2 separate regions of the Homo sapiens genome follow, and region 2 is linked to region 1. A link is an interaction called in ENCODE POLR2A ChIA-PET data of the cell type or tissue named here. Cell type or tissue: MCF 10A. All regions are shown on one strand.

What was found. Peaks named below come from ENCODE experiments on the same cell type or tissue, not always from the same donor. Only the 100,000 strongest peaks of a DNase experiment are listed, where the experiment ranks them.
Region 2: POLR2A ChIA-PET joins it to region 1 with 13 read pairs; 3 of 35 experiments call an interaction of 5 or more read pairs at or near these places.

What each region holds. Positions count from the first base shown.
Region 1 is chr4:118,282,768-118,290,767 of GRCh38, forward strand. PRSS12 (serine protease 12) reads right to left here. Exons shown (of 13, transcript NM_003619.4): 12 at 64-344. LOC124900766 (a long non-coding RNA gene) reads right to left here. Exons shown (of 2, transcript XR_007058245.1): 1 at 6,933-8,000; 2 at 5,186-5,991. Among named protein-coding and RNA genes, the nearest start is that of SNORA24, 7.6 kb to the left of the region's middle. In MCF 10A, no CTCF peak of the experiment used is centred here; DNase peaks (open chromatin) are centred at 184 and 4,114.
Region 2 is chr4:118,392,699-118,400,698 of GRCh38, forward strand. It overlaps the pseudogene NDUFS5P5. Among named protein-coding and RNA genes, the nearest start is that of PRSS12, 44 kb to the left of the region's middle. RefSeq lists enhancers at 4,542-5,741, 5,827-5,876. In MCF 10A, no CTCF peak of the experiment used is centred here; a DNase peak (open chromatin) is centred at 4,773.

The DNA of each region.
Region 1 (8,000 bases):
ACCCAAATATATGGATAATACCAGACACAAAAAGGTGCCCTGCTTTTTTTGATTATGCCTTACCTGTGTCACCCCATCCTGTTATGTAACAGTTGGATGCTGTTTTCTGTGGCCTCTCTCTCCAGAGTGGTAAACAGGCTGGCAAAACATGGCTGCTGAATCTGGCACATTGCTCTTCTGGTCCTTGTAATCTAACCAGGGCTATGTCATAATCACTGCGGTCGGGTCGATACTCCCGATGAATCACAATCTGTTGAACTCCAATTTCTTCCTCAAACTCCTCTGGTACCAGAGTATGATAATCTCCAACCCTAACAGCATAGCTCCTAGTGCTGTTGCCATACCTGAGAGGCAGAGAGTACTAATGAGAGACTTGCTTCAGATACTGAAAATTATTGTCAAGAAGGAAGACTAATGAAGATACAAGCCTTTCTTCCAAATCATCAGCCCCTTTTGTAAATTCAACCTTTCTTTCCATTTATCTGACCCACCATTCCTGATCCTCTACTGCAAACCCATTGTCATAACCTCATCTTCATTTCATTATGTAATCTGTTCTCCAAGAAGGAGCAAATGTGGAGGATGAGTGGAAAATAAAGACTAATCATTAATCTGTCATTTCCCAAATGAAAAGCGATCAAAACAGGAATAGGTCAAAATTATTGTCCTGTGTTGTTGCCCTGTTATTTCCAAGAATTGTTAGTTTGTCATGAAGCTCTGTGAGGGCAGAAACTAACTTTGTGTCCCTCAAAGTACTTAGTACAATCGACTTCACTCTTGCAAGGTGGACTTAAACTACTTCCCTTTCCTCTAAAGTGAATGCAAACCCAAACTATACTTTCAGATAAACATATATTCCTTCTATCCTTTCCCCTCTTTTAAATCTTTATTCAGATGTCACCTCAATGAAGCCTACTTTGACACCCTCGTATTTAAAATTGCAACCCATCTTTCTTTTTCCTCCCATCATCAAACACTCCCAATATCATTCATCTCTACTTTTCCTCGTTTTTAAGCATCACTTTGTAACAAAACTATCTAATTTACAATTTATTGCATTTATCCTCCTCCCTGCTTGAGTCAAAGCTATTCCAGGTCAGAGATATCTTTGTTGTGTTCACTGATTAATCTAAAACACCTAAAATAGTGTTGTGCCATTAATTAGGAATGCAAAAAATTGATTAAGTTAGTGAATGCTTATTATTAATGTATACTTTCTATAGTCCATTAAAATAGAAGCAATATTTACCAGATGGATAGTTCTCAGCCCATTTTTCAGCCATCATACTAAAGTATGATGATTCTGATACCAAACCCACCTAAAGCAGGGTTTCTCAATCTCAGAACCTATTAACATTTTGGACCAGGTAATTATCTGTTGTGAGGGCTGTCCTGTGCATTATAGTGTGTTTAGAAGCATCCCTGGCCCCTATTCACTAGACGCCACTGGTACATGGTACACAAACCCTCCATCCCCAGTTGCGATTACCAAAAATGTCTCCAGACATAGTCACGTGTTCCCTGTTAGGCAAACTGCCCCCAGTTGAGAACCTCTGACCTAGAATGCATGACACAACCCATCTCCTAGTTACTTCCTCTTTTTCACAGAAGACTAGAGCTCCATGCTCATTGCATTCCACTACTTATAACATTCTTAAGACTTAATTTCCAATAACTTTTCCTTTGTAGTTCCCTGACTTACTCATCTGCAATGAGTGTATTCTCCACCTCATCTCAGCCACACACTTACAATGTAAAACCTAGACCTTGTATTCACCAGGTAACCACACACCTCTGAAATCTTGATTTCACACATACCGTTATTTCTGCCTTCTGTTTTTACAGCTCTAAAATCCTTCAAACCCATTGGACTTCTATCCTTTGGCCCTACTATTTTTTCATTTTAGTCTTTTATGACTTCCCTTATTATCTGGCTTGGGTTCTACCGTCTGCCCATTACAACAATCACTCGAAAAACTACCCTGCTTGTCTTTTACCTGCCAAAACTCCAGCCCTGGTTTCATCAGCTCTACCTATTTTGTGCCGGCATCTAACTGTTAAAGTGGGGAAGCACGCATGTAACAACTTTCACCTTAAATTTTTTTTAACCAAAACTTGGGTCTTTTATTGTTTACAAGACCTGTACTTGAATGTGAACTTAGAACTGAGTTGGTATTCAAAAGCTTGGCATTTTCTAGTGTCTATTTAAAATAAAACTTCCCACTTCTATAAAATTACTGGAGGTTATGAGATGCCTGAATATTCTAATCCTTAAGTAGGGCTCTGACCATCTCGTATATATGATTAACTGTCAGCGCTCAAAAACTAAACAGTGCAATAAAGATGATTTGGCTTATATAGCCACCTACTGTTGATCTTTAATATTAATAGTTAATCTGTGATTTCTTGAGACTCAATCTTAAATCATCACATATCTTTAAAGTTCAGAGGCTTTTTAATATATTGTGCCTAAAGTATATGCTCTTATAGCTTCCTTGAAAATTTAAGTAAAATTTAGGATTATTTCACATACTGAACTAAAAAGTAATAGGCATGGAGAGTAATCAAGTACTTATTTTCACTTCTACTTTCTGTGTGCTAGTAATATCGCTAGTATATTCATTAAATTTTATTAACAGTACATTCACATATTTAAAGTAAAACCCCAAATGATTTAACACTTTTCCCACAAGAATTATTGTAAATACATCCTTGAAAGTACTGCTGAAATGTTGCATTTATCTTTTTAATAGAATTTAAGAAATTATCTAGAGCTGTAGTGCCCGATATAGTAGCCACTAGCTAACTGTGGTTACTGCAGCACTTGGAATATGGTTAGTCTGAATTGAGATGTGCTGAAAGTACAAAATACACAGAATTTTGAATACTTAGTATGAAAAAAAAACTAAAATATTGTCCCTATAGATAATAAGAATATTAAATATCTCAACTTTTCTATTAGTTACATTTTGCAATGATAATATTTTAGATACACTATGTTAAATATATTATTTAAAGTACTTTGACCTGTTTGGGTTTTTATCTTTTTTTTTCTTTTTTTGAGACAAGATTTCACTCTGTTTTAAGTCTTATTGCAACAGTATTTTCCATTCTGTAAGAAACAGCTGTGACGCTTGGCTAAATTAATCTTTGCAGCTAAACTGGCTGTATAAATCTATTCCGCATTATCTATAAAAATTGAGTCTTCAACCAGTAAGCAAAGAAACAGGACATTACTAGCACAGGCAATTTATTTTTAAAATAATATCAATGTTAAAGCCCTGGGCAATCTTGCCTTAATGTGTCATTTCATGCCAAGACTATTGCAGTAGTCGCCTGAATGGACTTGCCGCTTCAAGTTTTAAATTTTTCAACCCATCCCTCATGCTGCCGCCAGAGTGATGTTTCTGCCTGATAATATAACTCCTTCTGAGTACCCTTCAAGGGATCCCCAATCTATGTGAAATTCAAATTCCTTAAATGATACACAAATCCATCTAAGAACTGGTCCTTGTTCCCCTCTCTGATACCAGCCTGGCCCCTGTGCTCCTGTCATTTACACCGTTTGAAGAGTTGTCTTACAAACCCACGTCATTATCCAAACTATGTGCAATGTTGTTTCTCTCATCCCCTCTATCCTAATATGGCAAAACCTGATTTTGTCCTGATCAAGTCAAAGATCTCCTAGGAGGCTCCTCCTAATCTTCTGCTCTCCTGAAAGCTAGCCAATCCTTTTGAACACTCTCAATGCATATGTAACAGTTTCTAGGACTTAATTAAAGGCTTTTCAAGGGCAAGGACCATGTCATGATCACTATTGTATCCTTAGCACCCAGCAAAGTGCTTGGCACAGAGAAAGCGCTTAATAAATGTATAATGAATGAGTTATTTTGAAAGACATTCATGTCCACATACATACACTCTCATCCCTAACTTACTGAAATTAAAAAGAGATCTTATCAATTACCATATTATAACAAAACTATCAAAAAATGTTTCTATTTCCTATAAAAACCCCATGAAAATCCATGGGGTTCAGATCCACCGTCAGACTTGGGAACCACTGAACCAAAGACTCAAAAGTGTGGGCATAACTCCTGCCCGTACATGCCCAGAACTTCACTGGATGAAGTAAGCATCCTAAGAGATTACTAATAGAAACCAAAATGCAAAAAGCATACATGTTCCATACATACACTGTGTTCCTGGATCAAGTAGATTTTGGCAGGTAAACCCCAGAATTTGTATGCTCACCAATCAGCAGTTTATATTAAACTGAGAATAAAAATATTTACCTAACAAAAAGGCGAACAGTACCATTCTTGTCAAAATGAAGTTGTTAGTTCATATGTATATATGGAATACACACACACACACATCTTTTTTTTCTTTTTTGAGACAAGGGTTCACTCTGTTGCCCAGGCTGGAGCGCAGTGGTGCGATCACGGCTTACTGCGAGCCTTGATCTCCTAGGCTCAAGCCATCCTCCTGCCTTAGCCACTCAAGCAGCCGGGACCACAAGTGCATGCCACCATGCTCACTAATTTTCAAAAATTATTTTTTGTAGAGATAGGGTCTCACTATGTTGCCTTGGTTGGCCTCAAACTCCTGGGCTCAAGCGATCTGCCTGCCTTGGCCTCCTGAAGTGCTGAGATTATAGGTACTGCACCCGGCCAAGTACCTATACTTTTAAAGTTGTCCTAATTTAGGGAAATGTACCAGCTAAACCTAAGCATGGAGTCTCACACTCCTTTAACTCCAATTATTCTTAGAATATATTTTGTGCTTAGAATTTGAAGAGCATCTGACACAAGATTGGAATAGTTTTCCAACCAAATTTTTGTCTTCTAGTGTCACCTCTCCTAGTGGGTATGATTATATGCTTTAGGGATAACACTTTGGCTGAAGTACTCAATATGTGTGTGGACTTCAGAAGTATCTATTATGGTTCTAGGCTTCTCAAGACAACATATAAAGCAATCCTCTTTTGCAATGTATTTTAAGGTCTTTCTAGTTGAACTTTTGTTATTTTGATAGACTTTATTTTATCCAAAAATGCTTCTAAAACAAACATTTCAGGTTTTGGCTGACACATCATTCAGTTGTTTGCTTTGCTGAAATGCCTTCAACTCCCCCTCAAATAAAAATTGGATGAAATTCCCAGACAAGTTTGAGCAAGAGAGGATCTGAGACACAGTAGTTTATTAAAATCCAATGTCCAAGTTTCTCTGAGACTCTGAGGCTAAAGTAAACAACAACAACAACAAATTACTAGAATTAAAAGTAGAATTAATTCAGGTTGCAGGGTCATATTCTTTGTGTTTCTTCTCTACATGGATTCGTCTCTACAGGAAAACAGTATTTTACATCAGGCCATGCACATCTGCTACTACTAAAATCTGTTTTTCCTCTCTGGATGAAACTCAAAAAGTAGTTGACTGAAGTTGTTTATGTAAATGGTTCCAATTGCTTACAGAGAAGTAAACCTCAGTAGAATCTTGCGTTAGCCCTTACACATACACAAATACTATGTGTACTACAGAAATAGTTTTAGCATGATTGGTGATATGTGTATTACCAAAGGCTATGTTCCTAAGAGCTCTGCTCTACCATATACTATGTCATGATGAAACATATATTAGGCATCTGACACACTGTGTTCTTAAAAAGTAAGTCCCATTACCTCTGTGGCCATCTCTCTAATTAGAAATATCTAGTCATTTCTAACAATTTCCAGCTACTATTGCATTTCTAGGGCAAAAAGTCAATGAGATAAAGTCAGGTAAAGTTATATTCTTGAACAAGTCCACTTTGGAGTAAAATTACAGAAATAAGAAAGCCCTTGTTTCAGGTACATTTATTCCTGCAAAATCAGGTTTGTTATCAGAATAAGCAATTAAAAGAAATTAATATTCAGGAATTTTTGTCTCAGTTATATTGCTGCACCACAATAGACACGCAAGGCAATTTCATGGTACTTGTAGTTACAATCTAGAATAGAAAGCAAAAATTAGCAATTTATATTATGTAAGATTCACAAGCCAGTTACAAAAGAACTTAATTTAACAAAGTTTCCAATTCAAATTGCCAACAGGCTACTGCATTCCATGTGTATTGCATTAACATTAAGAAAAATGTGAAAAATGAGATAGCCTTTAAATAGTGATTTACCAACTACTTCAGGTGCGCTTGTTACATTGGCATGGAAATGTGTGAAAGCTATGAGGGAATAAGAGTTGAGTTACGAAAACTTTGCCAGCCTTCACATAAAGCACCCTTAAAGAGACTACTCCACATGAAATGAGTGTAACTGAGGCTAGCGGCATTATGGCATTAATATGGCAGAGTGGAATTATGGCATTTTGATCTCATCCTCATCAGGCCACCATTCCTAGATTATTCTGATACAAAGATTATATAAAAGAGTGACTATGCTATGAAGGCAAACAAATAAACATAAAAAGTTCTAATCCTGTATAATTAAATAACACAAATGGTAATAACGATCTATGCCTTATTGTCCAGAAATGGCTGGTCAAGAACATTGGCCTACATCACTGCAAGAATTAGGTACCAAGGAAGCTCTGATGAACAAGAAATCTTTAGGTATACAGAAGCCCAGTAGTTGATAAAGCAGTGGAAATGTCAAAAGGGGGTGAGGGGAAGCTAATTTCAAAATATGAAATCCCGTTCCCCTACCTATAGGCCTTATATTAAACTAAGGTATCTTTCACCTGGCATCTAAAAGGACAGGAACCTCTCAGAGCCCTACTACATTGCTTCTAGATTACAGTCTCTATTTTGCAAATTTCAGTGTTTCTGATGATGAAAGGAGGATTTGTTTTAAGCAAAAGTCCCTAAATCTAGGAAAACAAAATTTGGAGCTTGTTCTAATCACTAGTAACTAGCTGTATGCCTTTTAATAAACTTACATCAATAAAGATGTGAGCTGTAGCCTCCTTAGGCGCTTCAAACAGGAAGTCTATGAAATCCGGCAAAGGTAAAAGCCAAGTCAGAAGGATATATAACACATTTGCAAAGCAGTTTTTTCCCTACTCACATTAAAAGAATCTTGTATTATAGCCAAAGCATATCAAAATGCTGCATATCATAATCTGCTCCTCTGCTCTTTAATCAACTATTTTTATCTTAAACTGTGCAAATAATGAGAAGAAATTCCAAAGGACATATGGAAGGAATTATCTGTTGATCTCAGTTTGAAAATATCATCATCCTCTAAAAAGCCCAACATTCTTAAATAATTCACTATCTGGCAACTGAGCCACCACTTTCATCATGTAACAATCATTCAGAGTATCTACTATGTGCCAAGTCATACAGTAGACACTTGGTGTATAAACACAAATGAGAAATGAGACGATTACTGACTTTAAGCAATAATCAAGACAGAGCAGGCCAAAGGAGAAATAATGACATGTAAACAAATAAATCCAAAAATAACAACAACAAAAAAAAGAGCCCATCCAGGGAACCCAAAAGTTAAAGTGTTTAACCTCAAGTGCAACTTTTGAGCAATCTTCCTACTTTAATACTTTAAGCCTTGAACTCCTATGACTGTAACTTTTGGCTGAAATTTGAAAGACAAGAAATCTTGAATAACAGGAAGATAACAGATTATTTTGCTTAAATTCAAAGCCCCAAAATAGGCTTCTTCAAGTTCTTTGCAATTTTATACCTTATTCTTCTCCATTAGTAAGTGAAATAAAATAATCCTCAGTTCCCTACTTTCACTAATATAGTCTTCAATTCTTGCCTTTAAACTCCAACATAAAAATAACCAATATTTGTTTTGAATTTTAGAGGTTATAAAATACTTTGACATACTTTGCAGATCATTTGTTTCTCACTGTGGAACATTATTATCTTCATTTTACAGATGTAAAATGACGTAACCTGAGACTCCAAGAGGTTAAATAATTTCTGCAAAGTTAAACAATTAACAATTGGAAGAGCTAGAATTGTAAACCTGGTCTTGGTGG
Region 2 (8,000 bases), 110 kb after region 1:
CCAATCAGCACTCTGTAAAAACGCACCAATCAGCACTCTGTGTCTAGCTAAAGGATTGTAAACGCACCAATCAGCACTCTGTAAAATGGACCAATCAGCACTCTGTAAAATGGACCCATCAGCGCTCTGTAAAATGGACCCATCAGCAGGATGGGGGTGGGGCCAAATAAGGAATAAAAGCGGACCACCCTAGCCAGCAGCTGCAACCTGCTCCTGTCCTCTTCCATGCTGTGGAAGCTTTGTCCTTTTGCTCTTCACAATAAATCTTGCTGCTGCTCACTCTTTGGGTCCGCACTACCTTTATGAGCTGTAACACTCACTGAGAAGGTCTGCAGCTTCACTCCTCAAGTCAGCGACACCACGAACCCACCAGAAGGAGGAAACTCTGGACACATCTGAACATCTAAAGGAACAAACTCCGGACCCACCATCTTTAAGAGCTGTAACACTCACCGCGAGGGTCCGCGGCTTCGTTCTTGAAGTCAGTGAGACCAAGAACCCACAAGAAGGAATAAATTCTGGACACACCAGTGCTTTGGGAGGCTGAGCTGGGTGAATCGTTTGAGCCTAGGAGTTCAAGAGCAGTCTTGCCAACATGGCAAAAACCCCGTCTCTACAAAAAACACAAAAATTTAGCTAGGTATGGTGGTGTGCTCCTGTAGTTCCAGCTACTCAGGAGTCTGAGGTGGGAGGTTGAGGCTACAGTGAGCTGTGAGGTTGCTTGAGCCTGGGAGGTCGAGGCTACAGTCAGCTGTGACTGTGCCACCGCACTCCAGCGTAGGTGTTACTCAAATCCTGCTTCAATGCAATATTGCAATGCAATATTGAAGCACAATTTGAAATAATGAAGAGTTGAAAAGAAACTTAACGTCCACTGGTAGGAAAATAAGAAAAAAATTTAGACTTAGAATATATTGAAAAAGCCACTAAAGAGAATGCTTCTGACGAATACGTAATGAAGAAGGAAGAAAACAAAGTATGTTTACTGCAAAAGAAAAGGAAAAAAAGCTGGTGACAAGCATATCTGATTCCATACAGATTTTTCTAGAAGCTTTTAAACGAAAAAATTTCAAGTGTTATTTCTAGGTGATAAAATAACTGGTAGTTTAAAGCTTTTTCTCTATATTTTTTAGATTTCTAAAATGAACATTATTGATTTTACAATTTTAAACACACTTTTCTGAGTAATAGTAATAAATGCAACCCATACTTTTCTGAGTATGAGTTGCATAGGAAAAGTAAGAAAAGGATTTACAGTAACTATACTAAAACTATATATAAATGTATAAACTACATTTTAATGAATCTATACGAAGAATAAAATTTCTAAGAAGAAAGCAACTGAAAAGAAAATTTTTATTTACCTCATTCTTTTTTAAATGAAAGAAACAGCCTGGGGGTAAAGATTCTGTTGACAGACAATCATGCTGGCCCCAGATTTCAGGACCTTTGTAACAGGTCTCTATACTAAATTACCTCTATTGAACTACCTTGTGAGGGCTCTATTTTTCTGACTGGATGCTGATTAACGGTAGTATTTTTCTTCTAAGTAGTACTCCTGAATAGCAAAAATTAGATGTGCAAAATCATTCTACATATTGCATACCGAGCACTTTTCTCTCTCTGTCTTCTGTGTGTTCAAGCATAGTCAGCACACTCCTTTGTGCAACGTGTGCCCCTCTCATCTTCCACCAGCTATCCTCAGCCAGAAACCAGGTGGCTCTGGCCATGAGTAAAATCTGGATTGGGATCAAAAAAGGGGTTTAAATCCTTTTTTTGGATTATCAGAATCCAAAGATTATGGAAGCAGAATCCTTGCTTAAAATATTGTTTTAAAAATTCAAAAAATGAGTAGTATATTCCAGAACATAGCGCCTATTCTGACATGCTATTTATTGCCAGTGTAATAGATCATCAGGACCATCTAATCTAGGGTCTGTGTTTCCTCCAGGCAGCAAATTTTTTTTTACTGGTGCTCTGACCTTAAATGAATCTCACTATATTGCAGGAATCATCAGATAATTCTCATGAATGTCCTTGTTTTTAAAGTTTTTTAAAATGAGACTTAAGAAGCAGCAGGCCAGGCAGCTCCCTCCTGTAATCCCAGTGTTTTGGGAGGTCAAGGCAGGAGAATAGCTTCAGCTCAGGAGTTTGAAATCACAGTGAGACCTGTAACTGTGTGACTGTGTGACTGTGTGACTGTGCCACTGCACTCCGCTTTAGACAACAGAGTAAGACCCTGTCTCTATTTAAAAAAAAAAAAAAAAAAAAAAAAAGCAGCAGCAAACTTTTTTTCCCTGCGGGTGAGTTTTCTAAAAAATGTCAAAGACTCAATAGATTGTTTTGTTCAAAATATTGAAACTGAAACCTACTTTCCCTGTAACTATTTCTCTTATTATCCTTTTAAATTGAAAAGAAAGGCAATACAATAGTAAGAAATTGTTACAGTAAAGATAAAAGTTTTAAGGCACCCTCCTTCATTCTGTTCCAGAAGTACATAAAGGACTAAATGTTTCCCTTTGTGGACCACTGTAAGAGAGCTGGGATTCAAAGCCACTCATGCATCTAAAAAATTCCTGCTTCAAGGTTATTTGATATTTCCTTTTATGCCTTGGGTGGTAAAATTTCAACAATTACATGAATGTTAAAGTGATGTAGAACAAGATAAAATAATTTCTAAAACTGATACAAAAAAGAAGCGTGCTTAGTGACCTTGCATCTTTGAACTAAAGTGGAACAATAAAGGGCCTGGTCCCAGCAAATGCAAGCAGGAGAACCTCCTCCACCACCATTGAATGTTGATCTATGGAAAACACAGACAGAGGTTTGAAAGAGGCAGGCTGGAGACTCACTGTCTCATCGGAGCTGCTGTGGATTATTTTAGAATTTTCACTTTTTACAATTTCCCTCGGGGTTTCCCTAACTTTAATGCACTAAAGATTAAGCTGATTGTATCAGTGGCAAAACATTTCTTTATTTGTATAATTAAGTTACCAAATTTGGAGATTTTCAAAGAGCTATTGTCTTCATGCAGTCACATCTTTACTTGAGGCTTCCAGAAAACAGTATTTTCCTATTTTAAATTCCTGTGAGGTAGGCATATTACTATTCTGATTTTATGGAAGAGGCTTAGAGTGGGTCAGTGACTTGTCTAAGGTTCCATGGTAGGTGACAGAGACAGGATCTAACCCAGAACTTACTCTAAAACCCTTGGTGTCTTTACACCTAGGACTTGCTGCCTCACTTTGGATGCTTACACTTTTTCACCATTATAATCCAAGTTACAATCAAAATATTTTTAGTAACATGTTTGACTATTTATCCTTAGAAGAAATTCCTAGCAACAGAAGTATCATTCAGAAAGCCCTCACCTCTTACTACATCGAAAGAGATCAGAGCCTGGTTCAAATCTTGACCTCCAAAGCTAAGCTGCCTGTACTCAGAGCTTCACTAGCTGTACATCCTTGGATTAGTTAATTCATCTGAGTTCCCTATCTATATGATAGAGTTAATATTAATACTTAACTAGGATTATTGAGAAAACCAAATGAGATAATACATTTAAAGTCTGGCACATAGTTGGTTATAACTATGTCACCAAATTACCCTTGAGACAGTGATATGCATTTGCACTCCCTAATAGCAAGTGTTTTTATTATGTTAAGCCACTAAAATTTTGCATTTGAATTTACTTCTCTGGCTCATATGACCTCAGTTGTGCATGCCCAATTTCTGACCTGTTTCTGGTTCTTAGGTTCCTAACTCTTGTTCCAAAAAGCCTCCTTCTTTTAATGTTCTCAGAGCTAATCACTCTTTACCATTCTAAAACTACCACCCCCTGCCCATAGCCTTCCATCACAGTTGTACAGATTGTCTGCAATAAGGCTTTGAATGGTTTTCAGGCTTTTGATCAGTTTCTACCCTCTGAAGACCTTAGAGCAGTCTGCAGGATGTCTTCAGTTTTAGTCTTGTCACAGAGTTCACTGATTTCCCCAAATCATCGGTGACCTCCAAAGGTTCCGTCTGTAATCAGGTGTACTGGGCTTCATTCTGTATTTATCTGGCATTTATTTAGCATGTGTTTACTGAGTATCTCTTACGTGCTAGCACTGTGCTAAGTGTTGGGAATAGAGAATGAGGTAAGCACAGTCCCAGTCTTCCAGGAGCTTGCAGTGTAGTCTAACCATGTCCCCACCATTGTCTTTAACATGTCAATTAGCTGTAATTCTAGGGAAGGAAGCAATCTTTGGAGCACACAGACAATGCACCAGGATATAACGTTGCTCCTTGAGGCTCCAAAAGGAACCTGAATTCCATAAAGCCATTCCAGGCTAGAGGTGGAATGATAGGTTCACAGTAACATTCCTCTGTCCTCAACCTGTTTAAAAGCCTCCGACATTTCCTCACATTTCCAGAGGACTTCTCATTTGTTCTCGTGACCTCAGACATCTCACTGATTATATCTTGCCCTCTTCTTCTCCTCTGGGTTAGTGCCCTGAGGAAGCTATCCCTAAGCCCTTAAAGGAGAAGTCCGACTGTATTCCTGCTGAAGTTGTAGAAATCACTCTTCCATCACTTTATTGATAAACTCTGATATCTGGATTTCAAACAGTAATGAAATTAGGTTTTCATTTGCTGGTTCGTTGGTGGGAAGAGTTTTTCATATCCATTCACTGTCCTCTCTCCCCAGAACTTATATGTGGGTCTGTGTGGCTGGCATGAATCCCAGCTGGGAGCCCCACTCCACCTCACAATTCTCTCCCCTGGCAGGCCTCAGCAAGACCTTGAGATATGCCCAGACATGTCTGAGTTCTAGTGTGAGCCTAGTTTATTCTGAAACTAGGAACTTTGCTCTACATGTTTATAAAAATGACTGTACATTAACAACTTTATAAGAATAATTATACCAAACTTCTTAAAGGAATTGTGTTAGGTGTAGTGGTATTATGTGTGAAATTTGTCCTTATTTTCTACATTTTTTAATGTTGTGTCATGTAATTATGGCTTTTATCATGCAGAAAAAAATGTATAGCCATACCGAAGAAAGGCTTTGTGCTTCTGGAAAATCATGCCTTCTCTGGCAAGGCTTCAGCTGTTCTGGGCAGATGTGAGTCTGTATTCTAGGGTTGGAGCTGGCACAATATCAGTGATGCAGCCCATCTGTTACAGGTTGAGGTTTTGGATAGAACTCCAGTTGTTCTAGTGAGGAAAAGGAGTGCTAGACAGGGAAATAGAGGCAGAAAACCAATTTTACATGTTCTGGGCACATATCTGTGATGAAGGAAACCAGAATATTCCTCTCTAAAACACTGGGGATTGTTGAGCTAAAATTAAGGTTGAAAGGCAGGAGTACACTGTGCCCCTCCCCTCTGCCTTTCGCACCTGAAGATGGGGTCCTTTATCAGCTCAGAAACAGAACTCAGAGATACTGGTGCCAGAGGATTTAGGAGGAGACTTTCCTTTTCCCATAAATTTACCTTCCTACATTTTTTTGCCTTTTGGAAACCTGAACATACTCTTTTCTATTACATCATGTTTAGCCTGAAGCTGCCTCCCTACATATTTTAAGTTCAGCCTAAAGGTTTCTCTGTACATAGCGAACTATAACTTAAATGGAGGTGTACACAGACTAAAGCCTATGCTTGTGCAGTTACTGAGTTTTGGCCAAGGGGGCCAACTGTTGAAACCTTGTTCAATAAGGTAAATGCCAAGCTGTAACCAACCCAGCTGTTTCCTATTGCACTTCTGTTTTCTGTATGTCACTTTCCTTTTCTGTCTGTAAATCTTCTTCCACCACATGGTTGCACTGGAGTCTCCCTGGCTCAGGCTGCCTGATTTGCGAATTGTTCTTTGATCAATTAAACTCTGCCAAATTTAATTTGGCTAAGGTTTTTCTTTTAACATTTCTTTGTCTTGTCACTACATAGGATTTATGGGCCATTGTTAAAATACCATTTCAGCAGGCCCTTAAAACACTACCTTGAAAGATAAATGTTTGCCCTGAGGCCTCTTCCACGTAATGGGTACAAGTGTTAGTAAACTTCTGCTTATTTTTCTTTTGTTAATCTGACTTCAGGAGAGTGTCTCAACGAAGAACCTAAGAAAAAGAAAAGAAATTCTATTTTCTCCCCTACAATAGCATGCCAAGTACTAGGTCAATTAGCAAAAGAAGTAATTCCAACTCTCATCAGCCAGTGGGATGTATTTCTTGACTGGTTAAGAGTGGCTTGGGACTTGCGGGTGGTAACTTTTAGAGACTCTAGCCTGTGGGAAGAGTCTCATTTTCACTCTTGAATAAGAAGCCCTAGTTATTTCCTGATCACTTTAAAACTCAACCTGGTACACAGAGACAAAAGCACTGGGAAGCACAGTGTTTGCTGAGTTTCCCTGTCCTCTGAACATGTTTTAAGCCATCTTTCAACGATTTCTTTGTCAGAAAAAGTAATTTTTATTATTTTTTTGAAACAGGATTTTGTTTTATCACCCAGGCGGGAGTGCAGTGGCAGAATCACAGCTCACTACAGCCTCACCCTTCCAAGTTCAAGCGATCCTCCCACCTCAGCCTCCTGAGTAGCTGGGATTACAGGCGCGCACCACCACGCCAAGCTGATTTTTGTGTTTTTTTTGTTTTTTGTTTTGTTTTGTTTTGTTTTTTTTTTTGTAGAAATAGAGGCTTGCCATGTTGCCCAGGCTGTTCTCAAACTCCTGGGCTCAAGTGATCCTCCTGCCTCGGCCTCTCAAAGTGCTGGGATCAGGTATGAGCCACTGTGCCTGGCCCAGAAAAAAAATTCTTATTTACTCCAGTCTAATTTTTTTCATTTTAATGCCCCCTCTATTTACCTGTACTAGAACTTCAGAGAAGAAATAAGGATACTACTAGCAGCCTGTGCTAAATGTGGTAGTGGGATGACTTGATAATTTTACTATATTTTAGAATGATCCACAGTTACAGTGTTTTTAATATGTCTATTATCTCATTTATGTTGGAATAGGAAAGACTATACCAAACATCTTAAAGGGATTGTGTTGGGAGTAGTGGTATTATGTGTGAAATTTATCCTTCTTTTTTAAATTTTCTAATTTTATAAATTATTATCTAATTTATGTATTAAGCCTTTATCATTTATATCAATTTCTTTTTTTTTTTTTTTTTGTATTTATTGATCATTCTTGGGTGTTTCTCTGAGAGGGGGATTTGGCAGGGTCATAGGATAATAGTGGAGAGAAGGTCAGCAGATAAACACGAGAACAAAAGTCTCTAGTTTTCCTAGGCAGAGGTCCCTGCGGCCTTCTGCCCTGTTTGTTTGTCCCTGGGTACTTGAGATTAGGGAGTGGTGATGACTCTTAAGGGGCGTGCTGTCTTCAAGCATCTGTTTAACAAAGCACATCTTGCACCGCCCTTAATCCATTTAACCCTGAGTGGACACAGCACATGTTGAAGAGTAGCTATATATGTTAATTTCATATGAGTCATTTCATGTATTTCTTTTCTGTTTGTAACTTCCCCAGTCTATGCAGATTGTTTTAAAATTCTGAAAAATTAACATAATTATAAAGCAAAACCTAATTATTGCAGAAAAGTTAATAAATGCAGAACAACATTAACAATTTAAATAATTCATAATTCTACCACAATGGAAAATCATTTACATATTTGTGCATCATTCAGTTTAGTGTTTTTTTTTTCTTTTTTTTTTTAGGATGGAGCAATCCTTTATTTTCACACACTTTGACAAGGAGGTTTTCTGTAAACAACCTTTCCAGTGGAGAACAGAGAACATGAAATCAGCCCCTAGACATCAGCAGCTGCTCTGCTCAGGGCTGAGGCTCCCCCTTGCCCACATGGTGAGGTGGAGGGGTGCACTTCCTTTCCTTTATCAGCTTATCCTGCTGCTTCCTCATAGTACTCACATGTCTCATCGTTTTCTGCCTAAGTATACTCTCTGTGAAATCATCATATTCTATCTTGCACTCTTTCTCTGCCCAGATACTACCGATTC